4 separate regions of the Homo sapiens genome follow, and regions 1, 2 and 4 are each linked to region 3. A link is a contact called in ENCODE Hi-C or POLR2A ChIA-PET data. All regions are on one chromosome and are shown on one strand. Each heading gives the region's core, a stretch centred on a gene start or an enhancer-like site at or near the end of the contact. The rest is flanking DNA. Distances are from core to core; before and after follow the strand shown. Region 1 overlaps PPP2R5C (protein phosphatase 2 regulatory subunit B'gamma). Region 2 overlaps PPP2R5C (protein phosphatase 2 regulatory subunit B'gamma). Region 3 overlaps LINC02320 (long intergenic non-protein coding RNA 2320). Region 4 overlaps PPP2R5C (protein phosphatase 2 regulatory subunit B'gamma).

Region 1 (4,840 bases), core at 1,658-4,157, 220 kb after region 3:
AAATGACAATCCTCAGCCGCTGGTATTTTCTAAGGGGTCTCTTCACTTTGATGAGTGACATGAACACCGTGTCTCCTTCTCTTGTGTGTACCTAAAGCCATATTTCCAAGTCTGTGGTACTCCAGGATTCCAGGAGTAAGCCTGTAGAAGAGATTTATTTTAAAAGAGATTGCTCTGAAATTTATCTTAAAAGAGCTTGCTCTGTCTACCTTGACAGAAATTGGAGTTTTAAAATTATGTGTTAATATTTTTATTTGCAGATTTCGTTTCCGTCAACTTAAACATTGTTGCCCTTCAACAAGGCTCTTGAATTAATAAAATTATAGTCTCTAAGAATTCCACATTTTATGGAAAGTTAGAGCAAAATCATTTTGAGTTAAGCCAGTTCTTAGCCTAATGCAAACTGCAGCGCCTTTAAGCATAAAGTAACACAACAGCATTGCACGGGGCCGGCACTGCCGCTGCCTTCACTGAAGGCTGCAGTGCTGTTCTGAGAGCTTGGAGGAGGCACCAGCGAGGATGACGTTTAGTGGAGCTCTTTCTGTTGAAAAGAGCTCACGTTATCAACACCTTGTAAGGAAAATACAGTGTCTGAGTTTTCATCGGTCTTCACATGCTGCTATATATTCCACAGAGTTCCTTGCATGTACTGAGCTTTTGTTTTAGATGGAATAGCACAAGGAGAAAAATCTTTAAACTTAGTGCTTTGTCTATTCTTTATTTCTCTCAGGGTGGCCAGTATTTTGACTTATTTATCCTGCTTGAAAGCTACTTGAGATGTGTACTGCTATTCTAAACACGTGATCTAGTTTCTTTCATCTCTGGCATAAGATTATATAACTTAATGTTAAGTGTCTTGAGGCATAAAAGACAAAATGTGGCTTATTTTAGGATCTGTTTTTTCATCGAGGTCTCGGGTATCCTTTCAAAGATAGTGAGAAGCAGACACTGCTCCTTGTGCAGCTCTGGTACCTCCTGCCCACTGCTGTCACTTCAAGCCACTGGCAATGCTTCTGTCCTCGTGTCTTGGAGGAAAATCACCTGGGGGGAGGGGACTTCTTGTGGTAAGAGCAAGTGCAGGTATGAAATGCGAAGATTGCCCCAGCTAAAAGTGGACAAGTCCGCTTTGTGAGATGAATACTTCCTGAGAAACTTGACAAGTATCTCTCCATTTTACCATTATGAAAACTATCATTAAAAAAAACAGTTTAGATGCCTTCTCCTTTTGAGGGAAAAAGGGTGCTTTTTATTGTATAAAGCAGCGTCTTATGTATTTTGATATACCATTGTTTGAACTTCCGTCTTTAGCTGATAGATTCTCAAATATCCTTGATTTTGGATGTTCAGTATGTTTGTGAGAGAGGTTTCTGGGAAGACTCTCTTTTTGCCCTCGGGAAAAAGCAAAATATCAATGTTTGGGTGACTGTGTAAAGCTCAGTGTGTAAGAACATCTTTTTGTCTAGGTTTTCTTTCTGCTCTTTATTGAAGACAAACACTCACCAAAAAGAAAAATAAAAGTTTTCAGAGAAACTAATTTTCTTTGGCAAGAGTATTACTTAATATTTTGGCCTCCTAAAGTTTCCCTAGTTAGTACTCGGACTCCTGTGCTAATTGTCAGCTTACATATCATTGTATAGAGACTGTTTATTCTGTACCAAACTGATTTCAAAAGTACTACATTGAAAATAAACCGGTGACTGTTTTTCTTCATAAAGTTCTGCGTTTGGCATCTTCACTCTTTCCAAAATGTATCTGTACATCAGAAATGTCACTATTCCAAGTGTCTTTTTAGTGTGGCTTTAGTATGGCTTCCTTTTAATATTGTACATACATTGTATCTTTGTTTTATGGTAATAAGTAATAAAAATGTAGACTTCATATTTTGTACAAAATGTCCTATGTACAGAATAAAAAAGTTCATAGAAACAGCAAATATAGGTAAGTGGCACAATTATTTTTCTTTAGAAAATATCTGTAACTTTATGCATTAGTGAAATGTTAAGTACCGACATATTTTTTAACATTTTGTAATTCAAAACTTTTTGTTTTGACATTGTTTATGAAGAGAAACTTCATACACTTGCCATTTAATATGCTCTTTTATCTAATTTTCAAAAACTCTAAAAAACGGTGTATCATATGGACTAAATAAAGAACATGTGAATTTTATTGCTCATCATGAAACTAAATTTAGCCATGGTGTTGAGCAAGCTGGCTCTGACGTTATCGGGTTCCCGTTAGGTCAGGGCCGCCCACACACAGGGACGCTGACTGCAGAGGGGCTGGCCATCTCCATCCAGCCCGCCTGGAGCGCTGGCTGCGCCAGATGCTAGCCACAGCTGTTCAAAGCTAAGTCTATCCACTGATTTTTTTACTTACTTAGTGGAAAAGGCAGTGTGACTTTTTATAGACCGCCTCTTGGTTTGGTTTGGGTTTTGGGGCTTTTTTTGAGTAAGAAAAGGTGAATCAATACAATTTATAGAAATGAAAGTCTTGAAAATAGGGAATTGCTGAAAGTATGAATTTAGGATCCTAGTTCGCCCACCTCCTCCTCAGTGGAGAGATCATTATCCTCGCTGATGCTCTTGCGAGAAGCCCATGGAAACAGGACTAAAGTGTTATCTGCTCGTGTCGTGGTTATAACCTCACCTCTCCATAGCTGCGTGTGGTCAGCACGCCGGCTGGCGTGGGAGGGCAAGCTCTGTGCTTAGCTTCCTTCTCTACCCAGTGGCGTCTGTGCTCCCTTCGCACTGACAGAGGTGCAGACGCCGTCACTCTGCAGCTGGGGGCACGTGGACGAGGCTGAGACCCAGGCAGAGTGTGGCCTTCGCCCAAGGGTCCGGTAACTTTGCTGGCTGTTTCGAAGAACCGCACATGCCCCACTTCCACCTAAAAGTGGACTCGCCAGCCAGAAGACTTCACATCCTGCACCGCTACTCACGTCGATGTTTCCGCAGACTAGATGCTCGCCCGCTGCGGTCCTTATCCCTCATCTTAAAATTGGAGGAAACCTGGTGTTTAGTAACTTCCTACAGCACGAGAGTTCGAGAGGACTCACTCACAGAGGCATGCTGCGATTTCAGCCCAGCTGCATGCTGCTGCTATTTTGGGGTAGCAAGAAGCATAAAGGCAAAACTGTACTGGCTTCGTGTCTCCTTCCGTGAGGGTTGGCAGCACCCATCAGCAGTAATGACAAGGAGAACTCATATTTCTTAGCACTGCCTTTATGCCAGGAGCTGTGGTGGGTGCCTCATTTCCCTGGGTTAATTTACTTAGTTCTCACAACCCACCAAATAATTTACTACTATTATCCTCATTCACAAATGAGGAAACTGAGGCACACAAAGGTGAAGTCACTTGACCGAGGTCACACAAATATTGAGTGGAGCCAGGTTTCGACCCAAGCAGTGTGGCCTGGGGTCCAAGCCCCGACCGTCATGTTACATGGTGGAAATGCCTTCTAGATGGGCAGCATCATGGGTGACGGTGAACACAGGTGAGGGCCTGGGGACATGCCCGCAGCACCACGCCAGGCCATAAGGAACACACCCAGGTGGACAGTGTGAAGTTACGGTATTGTCAACCTAAAGGAAGAAACTGAGACAAATTAATATAGGGAGAGGCCAGGCCCCACGGCTCATGTCGGCAATCCCAGCTACTCAGGAGGCTGAGGTGGGAGGATCACTTGAGCCCAACAGGTTGAGACTGCAGTGAGCCGTCATCTCACTACTGCATGCCAGCCTGGGCGACAGAGCAACACCTTGTCTCAAAAAGAAAATACAGGGAGAGAGCTTATTTGGGCCAAGGTTGAGAGCTGCGGCCTAGGAAACACTTCCAAGTTGCCTTGAGAAATGCTCTGGGGGAGAAAAAGAGAGGCTTCTGCATTTAAAGGAAAAAGGACGGATCAGGAAAGGGGCAATTACTCAAGTTGTTTTTCAGGAGTTCTCATTGGTTGACAGAAACACTTGGTTAGTTCTCATAGGTTGACAGAAACACTTGGTGAATGATTGGCTATACATTGTTGAACTACAGGCCACGAGTTACCGTGTCCAACGTGGCATTTTTAGCTACATGGCGTAGCTATTGGTACCAGTCTGGAACCCACACAGCAGGTTTCAGGAGACGATCTCCCAAGGCAGGAGGGGGAGTGGGGCGTGGCTGCTGTCTCATTCCAGTGCCTCTGGGCCTGATCGCTGAAAGGGGGCTCACCTTCCTCAGGTAAAAAGTGTTTCCTTCTTATCCTGAACTCCAGGTGAAACCCTTGCATCTGCATTCACCACCACTTGACACAGGAGAACCCCGGGCCCTGCAAGGTCGAGGGGTGACCACGGTCATGGGCCCCAGGGTCTGTCCTTCATGACCATTGCCCCATGGAGACACCCAGGGCCGCCCGGAGCCCATGCTCAGCCCCGATGTTGCATTGGGGAAGCAGCCCCTATAGAGACAGTGTCAAGGGATAGCTGTGACAGCTGTGGGCTCTGATGGTGCACTTGACCCCAGAACCAGAAGAGCTTGATTCCAGTCCAGTGGCTCCCGTTCCTCGGAGGCTATTGTTTTTTTGTTTTGTTTCGTCTTGTTTTGTTTTTGAGACAGAGTCTCACTGTGTCGCCCAGGCTGGAGTGCAATGGCGCGACCTCAGCTCATTGCAACCTCTGCCTCCTGGGTTTAAGCAGTTCTCCTGCCTCGGCCTCCGGACTAGCTGGGATTACGGGCGCCCACCACCACACTCAGCTAATTTTATATTTTTAGTAGAGACGGGGTTTCACCATGTTGGCCAGGCTGGTCTCAAACTCCTGACCTCAGGTGATCTGCCCGCCTTGGCCTCCCAAAGTGCTGGGAT
Region 2 (4,714 bases), core at 1,089-3,588, 170 kb after region 3:
ATTGAAATTTTTCGTAATAAAAACATTGGGAATACATCATTCAGAATCTATACGAAACTAATCTTTGGCCCAGAGTAAATAACTTAAGAGCACTTCCAAATCCAGTGTTATCTTTAAATGACACTAGTTGAATTGAATTATAAGTATTATGAATTATTTCTTATGTATAAATATTCTAAACTCAAAAAATATAAACTCATGCACATAACTGTAAATGATTTATTTTCATGCTTATCTGAAGATGATCTTGTTATGAAACTGTAGAAAATTAAAATATTCATTGTTTGAAAAGTTTAGACTAAATTTCCTTTATTAAGTATTCTACAAAGGTTTGTAAGTTGTTTGTTTTTTTTTTAATTTGAGACAGAGTCTTGCTCTGTCGCCCAGGCTGGAGTGCAGTGGCACGATCTCAGCTCACTGCAACCTCCACCTCCCAAGTTCAAGCGATTCTCCTGCCCCAGCCTCCAGAGTAGCTGGGATTACAGGCCTGTGCCACCATACTTGGCTAATTTTTGTATTTTTAGTAGAGACAGGGTTTTGCCATGTTGGCCAGGCTGGTCTTGAGCTCCTAACCTCAGGTGACCTGCCCGCCTCAGCCTCCCAAAGTGCTGGGATTACAGGGGTGAGCCACCGCGCCTAGCCCGTAAGTTTTTATTTCCATATCTTTAACTGCTATTTAGGAACATATTTGAATAGATTGTAAAAATAGCAAGTTATTCAAAGTAAGAATTTTCAATGTTGTGGTTCTTTTCTTGACTGTCACATCATGGCATCTATTTGGAGGTGAAATCGATTCTTTGAAAGCAGCTCTTGCTGTGGAGGAAGCGCGAGGTAGATTTGTGGGAAGAAGGCTCTGCTCTCCCTTACCTCTCTTCACTGCCGAGCACTCATTGTGTGCCAGGGCCAGCAGGAAGATATTAAACCAAGGACTTCCCGGCCACCCAGTCATACTTGAGATAAATATTCCAAAGAAAATGTACAGCATCATAGAAGAGCTTAAAATTAGGGGCCCAATTAGGACTGTAATTATTTTGCAGCTGAGACGTAAAGGTTTAATGAGACATTTTTCACAGTTTCCAGGTAATTAATTGGTGTTGCAGTTAATAAGGTGACTGATGCGTGCTTTTCCCAGGATCCATTTACTCTCAGCAAGTGTTTGAGGACCTCCTAGGTGCCAGGCACAGTGGTAGGTGCTGGGATTGCTGTGCATTTATGTTCTCTAGATGATAGCTGAGTTCTGGTGCCATGAAAGCAGATTCAAACTCACTTTACAAATGGGGAAAGGGGTAGTATCTCCCTTTAAGACTGCTACTACGATTTTTACTATTCTACCTAAATTTTAGGTTAAGTTCATTGAGTTCATCAAAAATTCAGTTTAAGATTGTGTCTGCTTTATACATTGCTCTGCGAAGTTCCATCTTTGTAATATGATCTCATTCCACATCAAAGGTTCCTCCGTTTTTTCGGGCATTCTTCAGTGCCTTTTATTAGAGTTTTCTGCTTTCTCCATCAAGGCCTTGTAACTAGGTCAGTAATTCCCAGGCACTTTGTAGTTTTTGTGTCTGGGTAGCTGGAGTCTTCGTCTCTGTTTCTTTTTTGTATTTGCTTAATTGTTAGTGGAAAGGTGGTTGCTGTTGGTTTCATATTTTTGATATTTGCATGTGGTAGTCTAGTTGTGATGGTCTGTCTGTTGCTTCTGTTTTCCAGCTATATCATTTGCAAACAAATGACAATTTTGTACTTAAATATATATATATTGCGAAGGGGCTTAACACTTTCTGCCCTTCCCAGAAATGTATCTCTTAGCAATATGACTCGTAGAACCTAACAGTTCCATCACAGGAGGAAGTGTTCTGCAGTAACTGTAATTTGGCCTTTGATGGATTCATCTGTTATAAATCCTGTTGACATGAATAAAACAGAGAATAAATAACAGAATAACCCTTGTGGTTTTGAACAGAGAACTGTAAATAATCAAACCTTTCTTTCCTGTTGCCTCTAAAGTTAGACTGTCAGCGGTTTTTTTTTTTAATGTATCCCTTCATGTCTTAAAATTTTTATATGTTACACTGCTGCAGTTATGTTACGGCATAAATATTCACTCATTGGTAATGAATGATAACACATACAGAAAGGCTGCATGATATTGCTGAATTGTAAGAATTTTCCGTAAAGTTGCTTCTTGGGCCATTCTAGTTTACATCTAATTTAATAAATTTAGCAATTTGGAGAACATCTGCAGGACTGATGTAAGTACTGAAAGTGGAAGTGTCAGGGAGGCAGCAGAAGCAGGTGCTTCCTGATATTAACCAGAGACGGTCCTGGCACAGATGGGGCCGTGTGAATCACATGCAGACATACGTATGCACTCACGTGCGTGCCATTATTTTCATGTGGAGGTCAAACAGTCAGAAACGTTTGGGAAGTGCTGTGTAATGCTAACTGTTCGTGCATAATGTTTTCCCATTTAGTAAGTGCTGTTGCATGTGTTTTCTGTGATTCTCACCACAGCCCAATGCAAAAAATAAAAAAAGGATTTACGCTTTTTTTTTTTTTTTTTTTTTTTTTTGAGATGGAGTCTCACTCTATTGCCCAGGCTGGAGTGCAGTGGTGCAATCTCGGTTCACTGCAACTTCCACCTCCCAGATTCAAGTGATTCTCCTGCCTCAGCCTCCCGAGTAGCTGGGATTACAGGCACCCACCACCACACCCAGCTAAGTTTTGTATTTTTAGTGGAGATGGGGTTTCACCATGTTGGCTAGGCTGCTCTTGAACTCTTGACCTCAAGTGATCCACCCGCCTCGGCCTCCCAAAGTGCTGGGATTACAGGCATGAGTCACCGCGCCTGGCCTTTACCCTTTCCAATGGAGGAGAAAATTGAGGCTCAGGCAGGCTGTTTGGTCTGAGGTCCTTCTTCTAGGTGGGAAGAGGGTGTAGAGAGACTGTTTCCATGAGGCTGTGCTGCCTTTGTTGGGCAGCGTGATTCTGCGTCTGTGCCTCTGGGTGTGCGCTGGATCCGTAGGTCTCATTTGAGAGATCACAGTGACCCTGTGTGCTGCCCAGAAGACCCGGGACTCCTTAGACCTCAGAGCTTCTTTGGTGTTCACTGCATAACGTTGATGTCTTCTCTGTTTCCTCAGACCGGATCCATGCATCCAGGTAGCATGGCAGTGACATTTGCACACAGACATCAGCACCCCAGGTTTCTGTACCTGGGGCTCCTGCCCCTGATTCGCCCCTGCAGCTTTTGTGTTAAGAAATGTTGCTAGGTCAGAAACCCAAGAAGAATTTGAGGTGATAGACCGTTGGCCCTCTGTTCCTTCCCCCCGCCCCAGTATTACTTTTTACTTAACCTTTTCTAGAGATATGCACTAAATTAATGCAATGTAATGTGGTAAGAAAGGTGTGTAGAAGTTAGGAGTGCAAGTTTTTTTCCTTACACATGAGAAATGACTTTCAATCAATCAGAATTGGCCTGGAATGAACCTTCCCGGACCTAGGTCGGTCATCAGTCAAGGACGCTGTATCAGTCTGCTCAGGCTGCCGTAAGAAAATACCACAGGCTGGTGGCTTAAACCACAGAAATGTGTCTTCTCTCCATTCTAGAGGCTGGAAAGTCTAAACTCAAGGGTGTAGCAGGGTTTGTTCCCTGCTGAGGGCCTTTTCTGGCTTGCAGACGGCCACTGTGCCCTCCCATGGCCTTTGCTCCGAGCAAGTGCAGAGAAGGCGAGTGTGAGCCTTCTACCATCCCTCCTTACAAAGACACTAATCCTGGAGGGCCAAGGCCCCACTTATGACTTCATTCACCCTTCATTATTTTCTCTGAGGACCCATCTCCAAATCCAGCCACACCAGGGTTTAGGTCTTTAACATGAATGTGAGGAAGGGAGGCCACAAGCATTGAGTCCATGACAGACACTGAAAAGAGGACATTGTGTTCAGAGCAAGCCATCTGAGTCACCTTGCAGGCCCTCAGCTCAGCATCAAGGATTCAGTGAGTGTGCAGGTGTTTGAGACGGGGCCTAGCTGCTGGGCTGACTGTCACTGTGCGGGAGAGCTTCAACTGGAAACCCTAATCACTAGCTTTCCTGCTAGTAGAAACCACCAGTTTACTTAGGAATCTCAGCTGACTGGGTGCCTCAGTCAGGGCTGTGCAGAGAAACAGCAGGAGAGACAGAGATTGAGATCTCAAGGACTTGCCTTCTGCAGTGGGTGAGTCCAGCGGGCAGGTCTGGACTCCGTGGACAGGCAGCGGGCACGAGACTTGGCCGTGGTGGACACTGCAGGCCGCAGGTGGACTCTCCTCAGAGAAGCTGCAGTTTGGGTCTCACAGGCCTCTCAGCTGACTGGTTGAAGCCCCCACATTCTCAAGAGTGATCGCTACTTGAAGTCCATTGATTATAGGTGTTAACCACATCTATAAAATGCCTTCACAGGAACACCCACAGCAGTGTTTGGACAGCTGGGCACTGTGGCCTAGCCGGGTTGACACATACGGCCAGCTGGCACAGTCGGGGACATTTTACTTTTTTTCAGTTATCGCCTTTAACCACGATGGGTGAAATCACACTTTCCTGTGCCTAAATAACATCTTAGGCAAGTTGGTTAACTTCTTAGTCATCCCTGGTCACAGAAATCCAATCTAGGTTAAAGCTTTCATCTCAGACCCTCTGCAAATGGCATCTAAGCCGCACCCCAGGCAGCCTGGCCAGGG
Region 3 (4,503 bases), core at 585-3,084:
GTGGCACAATCTCGGCTCACTACAACCTCTGCCTCCAGGGTTGAAGTGATTCTCCTGCCTCAGCCACTCGAGTAGCTGGGATTACAGGCGCCCACCACCACACCTGGCTAATTTTTTTATTCTTAGTAGAGACGGGTTTTGCCATGTTGGCCAGGCTGGTCTCGAACTCCTGACCTCAGGTGATCCGCCCGCCTCGAGCCTCCCAAAGTGCTGGGATCACAGGCGTGAGCCACTGCATCCGGCCTTATATGTATTATGTCCTGCTTTCTGTTTGCTTTGGACTTCTGTTGCTCTTCTTTTCCTAGTTTCTTAATGTAGAAGCTTAGATATTTGATGAGAGACCTTTCTTTGTTTCTAATACAGAGCTTTAATGTTCTATCTTTAATGTTCTATATTTAATGCTGTAAATGCTTAAGGGGAAATTTATATAGAAGTGAAGTGTCACAATGTCTGAATATTACTTTCCAGTGGGTTGTGGGGGGAAGGTACATATATAAAAAGAGTGACAGAGAACGAACGTGACAAAAGAAGGCAAAATGTTAACGTGAAGAATTATGAGAGATTATTTGGGCATCTCATTTTTCCGTGGATTTGGACATTTTTGTCCAGTCCCCAGAGGTGACAGTGTGGCCTCTATGGCTGCCCCGTGCTCTGTGACCGGCGCATATTCACCACGGGTGAGCCCCTCGAGCTGGGCCCTGGGGAGAGAGAGGGCGGTGCCCAAGCCAGGACCCTGCGGGCCGGGGCTGGAGGAGGCGCAGGTCCCGGCGTCCATGTGCAGCCCTGCGGCCGGGGCGCGAGATCTCCCCGCAGGCGGCCGCTCCCCGCCAGGGGCTTCCGGGAGCAGCCGAAGCCTGAACCTGGACGAGCCGCGACCGCAGCCGGCGGGGGGTGCCGTCCTCCTCGCCCTCCCTGGAGCCCGGCCCTGGGCCCACGCCGTGCCCCGAGCCTCCTCTGCGGCCCGCCCCCAGTTCCCCCGGTCCGCCGCGGCCGGGCATGGGGAGGTGAAGGCCTCCGTGGGGTGACAGGGGGCGCGGGGCCGCTTGTCCCCAGCGCAGGAGGAGCCGGGACCCGACGCGCACCCTCCGGCCTGCTGGAGGCTGAGCCGCCGCAGGGAAAGCACGTGGGTGAAGGGCCCAGCGCGGCGGTTCCTTGAAAAAGCGGGAGCCTGGTCTCAGCTGGGGCCTGGGGCCTGCCCCGCCCATGCAGGGGTCGCGGGAGCAGGGGCTCGGCCTCCTTCCCAGGCCGTGGCGGCGCCGCCCCGGAGGCAGGGACAGGGGCGAGCTCCCGCTGAGCCGCACTTCCTGGGCGAGGCCGCTGCAGGCAGCGCCGGAGGCACGTGCCCCGAGGGCCTCCTCTTCTGCCCCAGCTTGACAGGCAGCCCTGGGAGGAGTGAGAAGCTGCTGGCGCCGGATTCCTGCCCCTAACTCCCTTCAGGAGGAAATTCATGAGGCCCAGGCCAAGAGAGGAGGCTTCCCGGCAAAAAGGGAAGGGCTGGGCAGGGGCAGCAGGAACCACGGCCCGAGGGGTGAGAGCTTCTGGGCTCTGAGAGCCTGACCCTGACTTCCCTTGGCCCGTGGACATGACCTCTCCAGGTCAGATTCCTCCTCCGCAGAATGGAGGGGATGGTACTGGCAGGAGGTTGTACCGACCTCGCAAGGCCATCTCGAGGGCTCGAGGAAAGGCCTACCACGCATGGCCCGTGGACAGAGCTGGTAAATATTGGCTGTCACTAAGTTCAAGGCCGCAGGGAACATGGCAGAGTGACCCAGGTGTCAGCACAGGCCTTGTGCATGAGGAAGCGCTAGGGGAAGGGAAGGAGACCTCTACACCCACTGCCTGCACACCCTGGGACAGGACTCCAGAAGTCCCCGCCCAAATCCCCCTCCATCTCCCCCTCTAACCTAAGCCCCAGGTGCTGTGCCGTATCCCCAGCACCCAGCACAGTGCCTGGCACACAGCATGACTGCCCACAGGGGCAGGGGCTGCAGAGAACCCGCAGGGATACAGCCGACCTGCAGGCCCAGTAACAACTAGGTTTTTAAAATCCAGAATGAGGCTCTGCGGTTCACCTGGAGACATGAAGACTGGGTCTGGCGCCACACACACACAGCAGGGTCTGTGGTCTCCGTTTCCAAGGCCCCCGAATCCCTGGCAGTCCCCAGCCCAGCTGCAGCAGGGACCAGCTTCCTTAGCTGGACCATGATCCCCCTCGAGCATTAGAGACAGGAGCTAGTTCTGAAGAGCCCGGGACAGGTGTAGTGAAGATGCCTGTCCCGTGAAATCCTCCCCTTTAATGAGGAGGCTGCCTACCGCCGGGGCCAAGGAACTGAAATGGAGCAAGAAGGGGCCGCAGGCAATTCACCACCAGCAGGGCCTGTGAGTCCTTGAGCCCCGCATAAAAAAGTATCCAGCTTGGCGCAATCTAAGGTGTAATTGTACCATTTGGTCACCAGAGGGCGCTCAATAATCATCTTTGCTTTTAGTATCGCAAATTACGCAGCAGAAAACTTCCTGCCCATTCAGCACACGCAAGCCACTGTTGCATGTTTCTTGTGTCAGCTCAAGTAATTCTCACAACCAGCCATGAAGTATTTGTTGTTGCCCTTACACAGCCGAAGAATCTGAGGTTCAGAGTATTTGAGTAATTTGGCTGAGGTCACACAGCAGTGACTCTTAGAGGCAGGACCAAGCCCAGGTCTTGTCTCCAGAGGCTGCACTGTGCACCCCCATACTGCTTCCTGTTCGACCTGTATGATACTGCATGCATTTAAGTTCATGTTCTAGCAAAATATCTCCCTGTATAAGGTGCCAAACTTTTATTTGAAGTGCTAGGGGTGCACACAGTGCAGCACAGAGGAAAGTCCTTTGTTTCGTCCCAGGAGTTTGGGTCTGACCCTGTAGCAGGGTGTGCTTGTGCCGGCTCACAAGCAGACTATTACAGTGCAGGGTGTGTAGTAGGACCCTCTGGGCTCCCTCATCCCCACCAGTGCTCACATGCTCCTGATCACCAAGGACAGCCGTCCTGGACCTCCCCAAGTCGTCATGCAGGCCATCTGGGAAGGGAATATGCCCAGGAGCTCCGCCTCTGAGCTGTTGGAAATGCATGCCCCAGGGTGGGCTCAGAGAGCAGGCAAACACACAGGGTATTGTCCAGGTGACGGAGGGGGTCCTGGGCCCTATCTGGGGGCTGCTGTAGGGTTAGCAGCTGAGAAAGGGCCTCACAGCTCTAGCCAAGGAGTCTTCCCTATTCACCCAAATCTGGAAGTTTCATATGGTTCTGGAGACCCGGCTCTGAGAGGACCCCAGCTCCAGAGGGCGGAGGCCACATTTGCATCCCCCGGCTTTGCAAAGCCCTGCCACATAGCAGTGGACTCCATACATACTCAGAGGTAAAGAGAGGGTGAGAAAGAGAAAGGGAAGGATGAAGGGAGGGAGGCTCAGACAGAGGGTGGAAGGGGCAAAGACCAGCGAGTCCATCTGGGCCCCACAAGTGGACCCAGGGAGCTGGCATGGGGCGTGGCTTGTGGAGGAGGGTGAGTCTGGACAGCAGCGGGCCACCTGTTTAGGCTTTGTCCCAGGAGTCTGGGTCTGACCCTGTAGCAGGGTGTGCTTGTGCCGGCTCACAAGCAGACTATTACATTTTCAGGAATTTTGCAGATCAGTTGTTAAGCACAGCCATTATTAAAGATTAAATTATATTCAAAAACAGGTAATAAATACTCAAAACTTTCTAACATTTTACTATACTTTATTGTTTTCTCTGCCGTTGAGGTTATTTCTGTGTGGTGCGTCTGTGTAGTAGAGCCTGTGTGACGATGTGCTATTGATCTCTTCCCCACGGCATAGTCAGTGACTTCAGATTGGTAGTTTGAAATTGGCCATGACAGGCAGATTTACACCATGGAAATTGGCAAACACTGCCAATCGGGGCTTTTTATCCAGAGCAGTCGTTAAACATTTACACGTAGTGCACTACTGTCCATAAGGGGCAGCATGGTCAGACTGCACTTTTAAAAGGTCTTGAGGGCAGGGGAACCAAGAGGCGTTCAAGTAAAGGAGTGAAGAATCAGAGCGTGACGTAGTTTAGCGACTTGGACCAGGACACGTTTGAAAGCCTAAGTACCTTAGAGGAGCCACTGGCTGACGTCCAGATGGCAGAAAGAAAGCCACCCCAAATCAGGCCCTCTCATTCAGTGCTGAGGAGCACGGTCTAGACGGCTGGTTCAACTTTTAAACACATGGGAAAATAATCCCCACTGGGACACAGCCCCGCCGCCCTGGATCCCAGCCTGCCCCAGGGTGTCTGTCTGCTGCTTCTGCCACCCTGCAGCTGCGCAAATGTTTGGGGAAGGGTCCTATCTGGAGGGGCCTCCTTTCACCGCCCAGATGCAGCAGGGCAAGCCTGGGCAGCTGTGTTGGACACCAGCCCCACGCTGCCTCCGTTGCCTTCATTCTCAGATGAGGAGGATGCAGGGAAACAGGGCAGGGGTGGGGGATGGG
Region 4 (4,587 bases), core at 559-3,058, 140 kb after region 3:
CCCCCACCAAACCCTGCTGTGTCAGGAAAACAGAAGTTCAGTGGCAGCGCAGACTTATGGGTAGAGAAGGGTCCCCTGTCTTTCAACACTTACCCAAACACTAGAATGTTACTCATTTCCATGAATAATAAAAATATCAAATCTTTAGGTGACGTATCTTCTCCAGTGGAAAAATGAACCTTTTAGCTGGTAAACCTCTTGAATAACCGGCCAGCCATATTACAGTCGTGTTACTTAGGGAGTGTGATATGATGGGCCCTTTGAGAAAGCGATCGAAAGCCAAGGTTTCCGGGTGCAGCCTGCCCCCTCAAGTCCCCACTGAAACAGGAGGAGAGGGCAGGAGCGCCCGTGGGCTCTCAGTGGCTACGTTGCTTGTTGGTTTGCTTTCCTGCCTGGTGAGCGGCCACTGGAGCATCCTGAGGAAAGGGGAGTGAGGAGCAAGCTGGGGTTCGGCCCCAACCGGGGTGCTCTGCGTGCACTCATCAGGGTCCCCACCCAGGTGTGCTGGTGACAGGCATGAGGGTACTGTACTGGGGAGCTGTGAGTCACCACCTGAGGGGCGCCTGCTTCTATCCCAGAATCATCCTCCAGGTCATGCATCTATGTCCAGCCCTTCCCAGGTGTGGTCAGTCCCCTGAGAGCAGCGTGGCCGTGGTGCCTGCTCACACCTGGCATGGGTAGACCAGCCTTAGCTCGGGAGGGCATGGATGGGAGTGATGTGTCTTTTTTCTTTTTTTTTTTTTTTTACTTTATTAAAATACTGAGTTTTATTTCGCATGTATTTTTTTTATCTCCCCACCATTTCCGTGTCTGATCACCGCTACTACTATGTCCTATCATACTTACTTAAAACCATACATACTTAAAACCAAGCAGAGAGTGGAGTTCCATCTTTAATAACTAAACAGGCATTTTGGGCTGGGCACAGTGGCTCACACCTGTAATCCCAGCACTTTGGTAGGCCAGAGGGGAAAGATTGATTGAGCCCAGGAGTTCAAGACCAACCTGGGCAACACAGCAAGACTCTGTCTTCTACAAAAAAATAAAAAGATTAGCCAGGAGTGGTGGCATGTGCCTGTGGTTCTAACTGCTTGGGAGGCTGGGGTGGGAGGATCGCTTGAGCCCAGGAAGTTGAGGCTACAGTGAGCTGTGATCACACCACTGCACTCCCGCCTGGGTGACAGAGCAAGACCCTATCTAAAACAAACTGGCATTTGGGAACAACATATTCTTGGCAATGGAACCTGGACAGCATTGATCAAACATGGTAGGGAAAGTTCTCATTCTGCATTATAAAAAGGACTGCCAGATATCAACTGTTAGAGATACGAAATAAGATGGAACATTTTTAACTGTTTATTTTCTTAAAGAGACTTCCTGCCCTGCCAGAGATCTTGAATAGCCCCCTAGTCAGTCATCCAGAAGCCATTCACATAATTGATTTTCTTGGCTTCCACTCTGAAAAGAGAACCACCTTTTGCTATACTTGGCTGCATGTTTGCTTTAATGTCTTCTGCAGAACTAGGTTCTTCTGGTGTTTTAGGAGTATTTTCCTATTTTTTGAAGGATTCCTGACCTTTTCTTGACATTGGTGACTTGGAGTCTTTTCCATTCTGGTTTGATTGTTGTGCATGATTGGGTAGAGTATCTCGTATAGATTTCTTCACTGGAGATTTGTCTTCAGTTTCCTTATCATCATCATCATCATCTTCAGCAACAGCAAATTTTACTTTTTTCTGTGGAACCTTGCTGCCACCTCCAGGGGGAGATCGCTTTCCAGATATTCTGAAGAGTTTCACATCCTCCTGTCTCTGACTCTGCATCTTCCTCCCCAGCTACTAAGTGCCATCCATTGATACACACGGGCCCTGAACCACACTTCACCCACAACGCCACAGGTGGTGGTATTTCATAGCCCAAGGGAAGCCCTTGGCTGTACAGATGTTTTCAAAGCCATCAGTGTTACCGTAATCGGACTACCTTCATCATTCATTGCCTCTGCTTCAACAATGCACAATTCATCCTTTGCCCCTACGATCATTCTTAAAGATAGCTAGTGCTCATTTTCATCATCATCCATCTTAAAGTGATTATCTGTTTTTGGTGTTTTTTTTGTTTTTTTTTTTTTTTTGAGTTGATGGCCAGGTGAGGTGGAGGCCAGAACGCAAAGTAGGTTAATACCAATACCAGGTAACTAATTCGAATCTTAGAGAGTGGAACGGTGGGTATTTGACAAGTTCGAGGAGGCTGGCAGCTTGCGGGAGGGGCCGGAGCGGTCTGGCACTGGTTTCTCTCTGTCTCACCTCCCCAGAGATTGGACACACACGTGCACACAGTTCTGATATCGTGGTTTCTGGCACGTGACATGGTACCCGTGTTGCTCTGTGGCCCTGATCCCCCGGCTGCCCCTGCAAGGCTGGAGCTCCGGCAGCACCGCAGGGCCCGGTAGGTCCTGGCACACAGGCCGCATGCTCATTGGGTTGTGTCTGTCACCGACCCTCCCTGCTGTCATCCCCGGGCTGGACGTCATTTGAAGGAAGAGCCAAGTTTCAGCAAGAGTTCGTGTCTAGAAGGAAGCACTTGAACCTCCTCTGTCTGAGACATGGAGAAAGGAAGTAGAGAACATAAAAAGGGCCTGGAAAAGTGTGTGTATTTTCAGTGTATCTTTTTCACACCTCTACACTGCTTTGTCTGCTGGTAAACATATTGAAGGTTCTGGAATCAATTTCAAGATGGAATTGAAAAGAACTTATTACATCTTCTTGTCAAATGTTAAGAGCTGTTACTTTTCCTGAGACAGTACCTGCCTTTGTTCTTTGGATAAATGAGCTACTGCATTGTTGGAGCTTCTTGTCACCAGGTGCAGTAATATTGTTAACATTCAGTATTTCACCAGTCATGCTAGTGAAAGTGGAAGATGAAGCGATAACGGGCTGCACGAAGGGTGTTGAGCATTTAGTAATCAGTGCCCTGGGTGCCTGTTCTCCCCAAGGCTTTCTAGAACTAGAGTCCTATGTGGGAAATATGGCCTGTATCTGGAAATAATGCTGTGCTGGATTTATATCTTTATCCCTAGGAGTTTGTTTGACCTGTCTCAACCTTTCCCTGTTTAAAAAAAAAAAAAAATTGAATCTTCCAATTCAGCTAACACCGTTGAATTCCTCTTGTTGCCTGCAGCCGGAGTGAAGGTTCATTCTGAATGTGCATGTGTGTCCACAGGAGATTTTACAGCTGAGGAACCTGAGGCTGAGAATAATTTCATGACTTTACCATGTTCTGATTTGGCAGAGTCTGAACCGGGAGTCAGTTTGTTCTTCCATATGACTCCCTTTACTGAAAAATTCACTGAAGAGCTTTTCCGAGGAAAGCAGCCTCTCCTGGCCTTTGCCTATTTCAGCCTGACTTCTCTCCATCCGGGGCGCCTCTCCACTCCACTCCACCCCACCCTTCCCCACCCATTCCCTGGTAGAAGCTGCCAGTCTTCATGGGCGGAAAGCATGAATGAACTAGAATTTAGCTTCAACCACTGCCTTTTGAAATGAAAAATATCTGCCTTATTAAATTATACTGTTAATTTCATGAGAAAGGGATGATGGGGTTGGTGGTAGAAAGTTGTGGGGGAAGTGAATACTACCCCTTTCTTCATATGCAAATAAAACCAGGCTAACAAATCAGAAAAACCCAAAGGGTTTAAGGTAGGAGCAGCTCAGGTTTGTGAGGGAACCCCAGCTTGGTCCTGGGGTTAGCAGATCTTCCTCTCCAGGAAAGATAATGTAACCTTGGTACATGTGTACAACAAAGCTGGATAAACCACAGCATTGGAACGTTATGGTGGACTGTGAGCCATGGGTTGTCTCTATCCAAACATGTAAACGAGTGTCAGTGTAGAAACTGCAGACCAGCCCCACGTTACCAAATTTATACCCAAATGAAGTGTACCTGGCGGTACTGTTCATTTTGCCCGAAATCCACCCACACGGAGTGGAAAGATGGTTTCAGCATCCCTGGTGACAGGAAGGGCTGTGCACCACCTCTCCGGGTTTCTCATGGAGCCCCGCCAAACAGACCTAGCTACAGGCAGCCACATGCTGGAACCGGGAACACTTAGAGTGGGCACATTGAAGCCAGCTTGCTTCAACTCCTTCACATTGGGTGGTACAGACAGACCCGGAGGGAGGCGGGGACATTGGCTACATTTGAATGAAATAACATCCATTTAGAAACCTGAGCAGAGGCACATGTGTGCAGGGAAGCTAAGATACCATATCTCATCACACCTAAGGCACTGTTCATTGTAGTCCAAACCATTTTTAAAGAATTACCAAAAAAAGAAAAAGGAAAGTGAAAGATGTAACTTGATTTTAGAGACATTAATATGAAAAATGTATGTATTAGAATGGATAAAATAAGACACTTGCACTTTGAAATTAAGAAGGATTTATTGTAAATTTCAGAAGTCATCTACCGAGTTACAAACAGTACGAGAAGATTAACCCAATTTTGAAGTTATGTAGGTGCTAAGGGTCAGGGTAGAAGTTAGTCTTGACATTTTGTAGATATATAGAAGTATTTCATTGTTATGTTTAT

What was found. Hi-C counts contacts between places; a loop is a spot of excess contacts on that map. ChIA-PET counts read pairs that join two places held with the same protein, here RNA polymerase II (POLR2A). Pooled maps may share reads with other maps.
Region 1: a pooled map shows a loop between it and region 3 (2.8-fold over the local background). The contact joins two enhancer-like sites. A Hi-C loop is called at or near these places in 8 of 50 pooled maps. POLR2A ChIA-PET finds 5 or more read pairs at or near these places in 4 of 52 experiments (AG04449, H1, endothelial cell of umbilical vein and 1 more).
Region 2: a loop to region 3 is called in a map of B cell, with 14 times the contacts of the local background. The contact joins two enhancer-like sites. A Hi-C loop is called at or near these places in 8 of 168 maps with a recorded cell type or tissue (B cell, CD14-positive monocyte, CD4-positive, alpha-beta T cell and 4 more), 9 of 37 single-sample maps with no recorded cell type and 16 of 50 pooled maps. POLR2A ChIA-PET finds 5 or more read pairs at or near these places in 2 of 52 experiments (CD4-positive, alpha-beta memory T cell and naive thymus-derived CD4-positive, alpha-beta T cell).
Region 4: a map of CD8-positive, alpha-beta T cell shows a loop between it and region 3 (13-fold over the local background). The contact joins two enhancer-like sites. A Hi-C loop is called at or near these places in 18 of 168 maps with a recorded cell type or tissue (B cell, CD4-positive, alpha-beta T cell, CD4-positive, alpha-beta memory T cell and 11 more), 34 of 37 single-sample maps with no recorded cell type and 29 of 50 pooled maps. POLR2A ChIA-PET finds 5 or more read pairs at or near these places in 12 of 52 experiments (CD4-positive, alpha-beta T cell, CD4-positive, alpha-beta memory T cell, CD8-positive, alpha-beta T cell and 7 more).

What each region holds. Positions count from the first base shown.
Region 1 is chr14:101,925,809-101,930,648 of GRCh38, forward strand. PPP2R5C (protein phosphatase 2 regulatory subunit B'gamma) reads left to right here. Exons shown (of 16, transcript NM_001352913.2): 16 at 1-2,169. Among named protein-coding and RNA genes, the nearest start is that of DYNC1H1, 36 kb to the right of the region's middle. RefSeq lists enhancers at 2,281-2,781, 2,782-3,282. Within about 2 kb of position 2,908, at least 15 of the 41 ENCODE cell types and tissues checked have a DNase peak (open chromatin) inside an H3K27ac peak, as active enhancers do.
Region 2 is chr14:101,874,398-101,879,111 of GRCh38, forward strand. The region is part of intron 4 of PPP2R5C (protein phosphatase 2 regulatory subunit B'gamma); the gene reads left to right. Among named protein-coding and RNA genes, the nearest start is that of DYNC1H1, 88 kb to the right of the region's middle. RefSeq lists a silencer at 1,634-1,703 and enhancers at 2,024-2,093, 4,312-4,461. Within about 2 kb of position 2,339, at least 18 of the 41 ENCODE cell types and tissues checked have a DNase peak (open chromatin) inside an H3K27ac peak, as active enhancers do; they include B cell, CD14-positive monocyte, CD4-positive, alpha-beta T cell and 2 more, where a contact is called at or near this core.
Region 3 is chr14:101,705,022-101,709,524 of GRCh38, forward strand. The region is part of intron 1 of LINC02320 (long intergenic non-protein coding RNA 2320); the gene reads right to left. Among named protein-coding and RNA genes, the nearest start is that of LINC00239, 23 kb to the right of the region's middle. RefSeq lists silencers at 722-781, 862-981, 992-1,261 and an enhancer at 2,668-3,438. Within about 2 kb of position 1,835, at least 27 of the 41 ENCODE cell types and tissues checked have a DNase peak (open chromatin) inside an H3K27ac peak, as active enhancers do; they include B cell, CD14-positive monocyte, CD4-positive, alpha-beta T cell and 3 more, where a contact is called at or near this core.
Region 4 is chr14:101,842,028-101,846,614 of GRCh38, forward strand. The region is part of intron 3 of PPP2R5C (protein phosphatase 2 regulatory subunit B'gamma); the gene reads left to right. It also overlaps the pseudogene NPM1P20. Among named protein-coding and RNA genes, the nearest start is that of PPP2R5C, 83 kb to the left of the region's middle. RefSeq lists enhancers at 1,661-1,810, 2,451-2,550. Within about 2 kb of position 1,809, at least 11 of the 41 ENCODE cell types and tissues checked have a DNase peak (open chromatin) inside an H3K27ac peak, as active enhancers do; they include B cell, CD4-positive, alpha-beta T cell, CD8-positive, alpha-beta T cell and 1 more, where a contact is called at or near this core.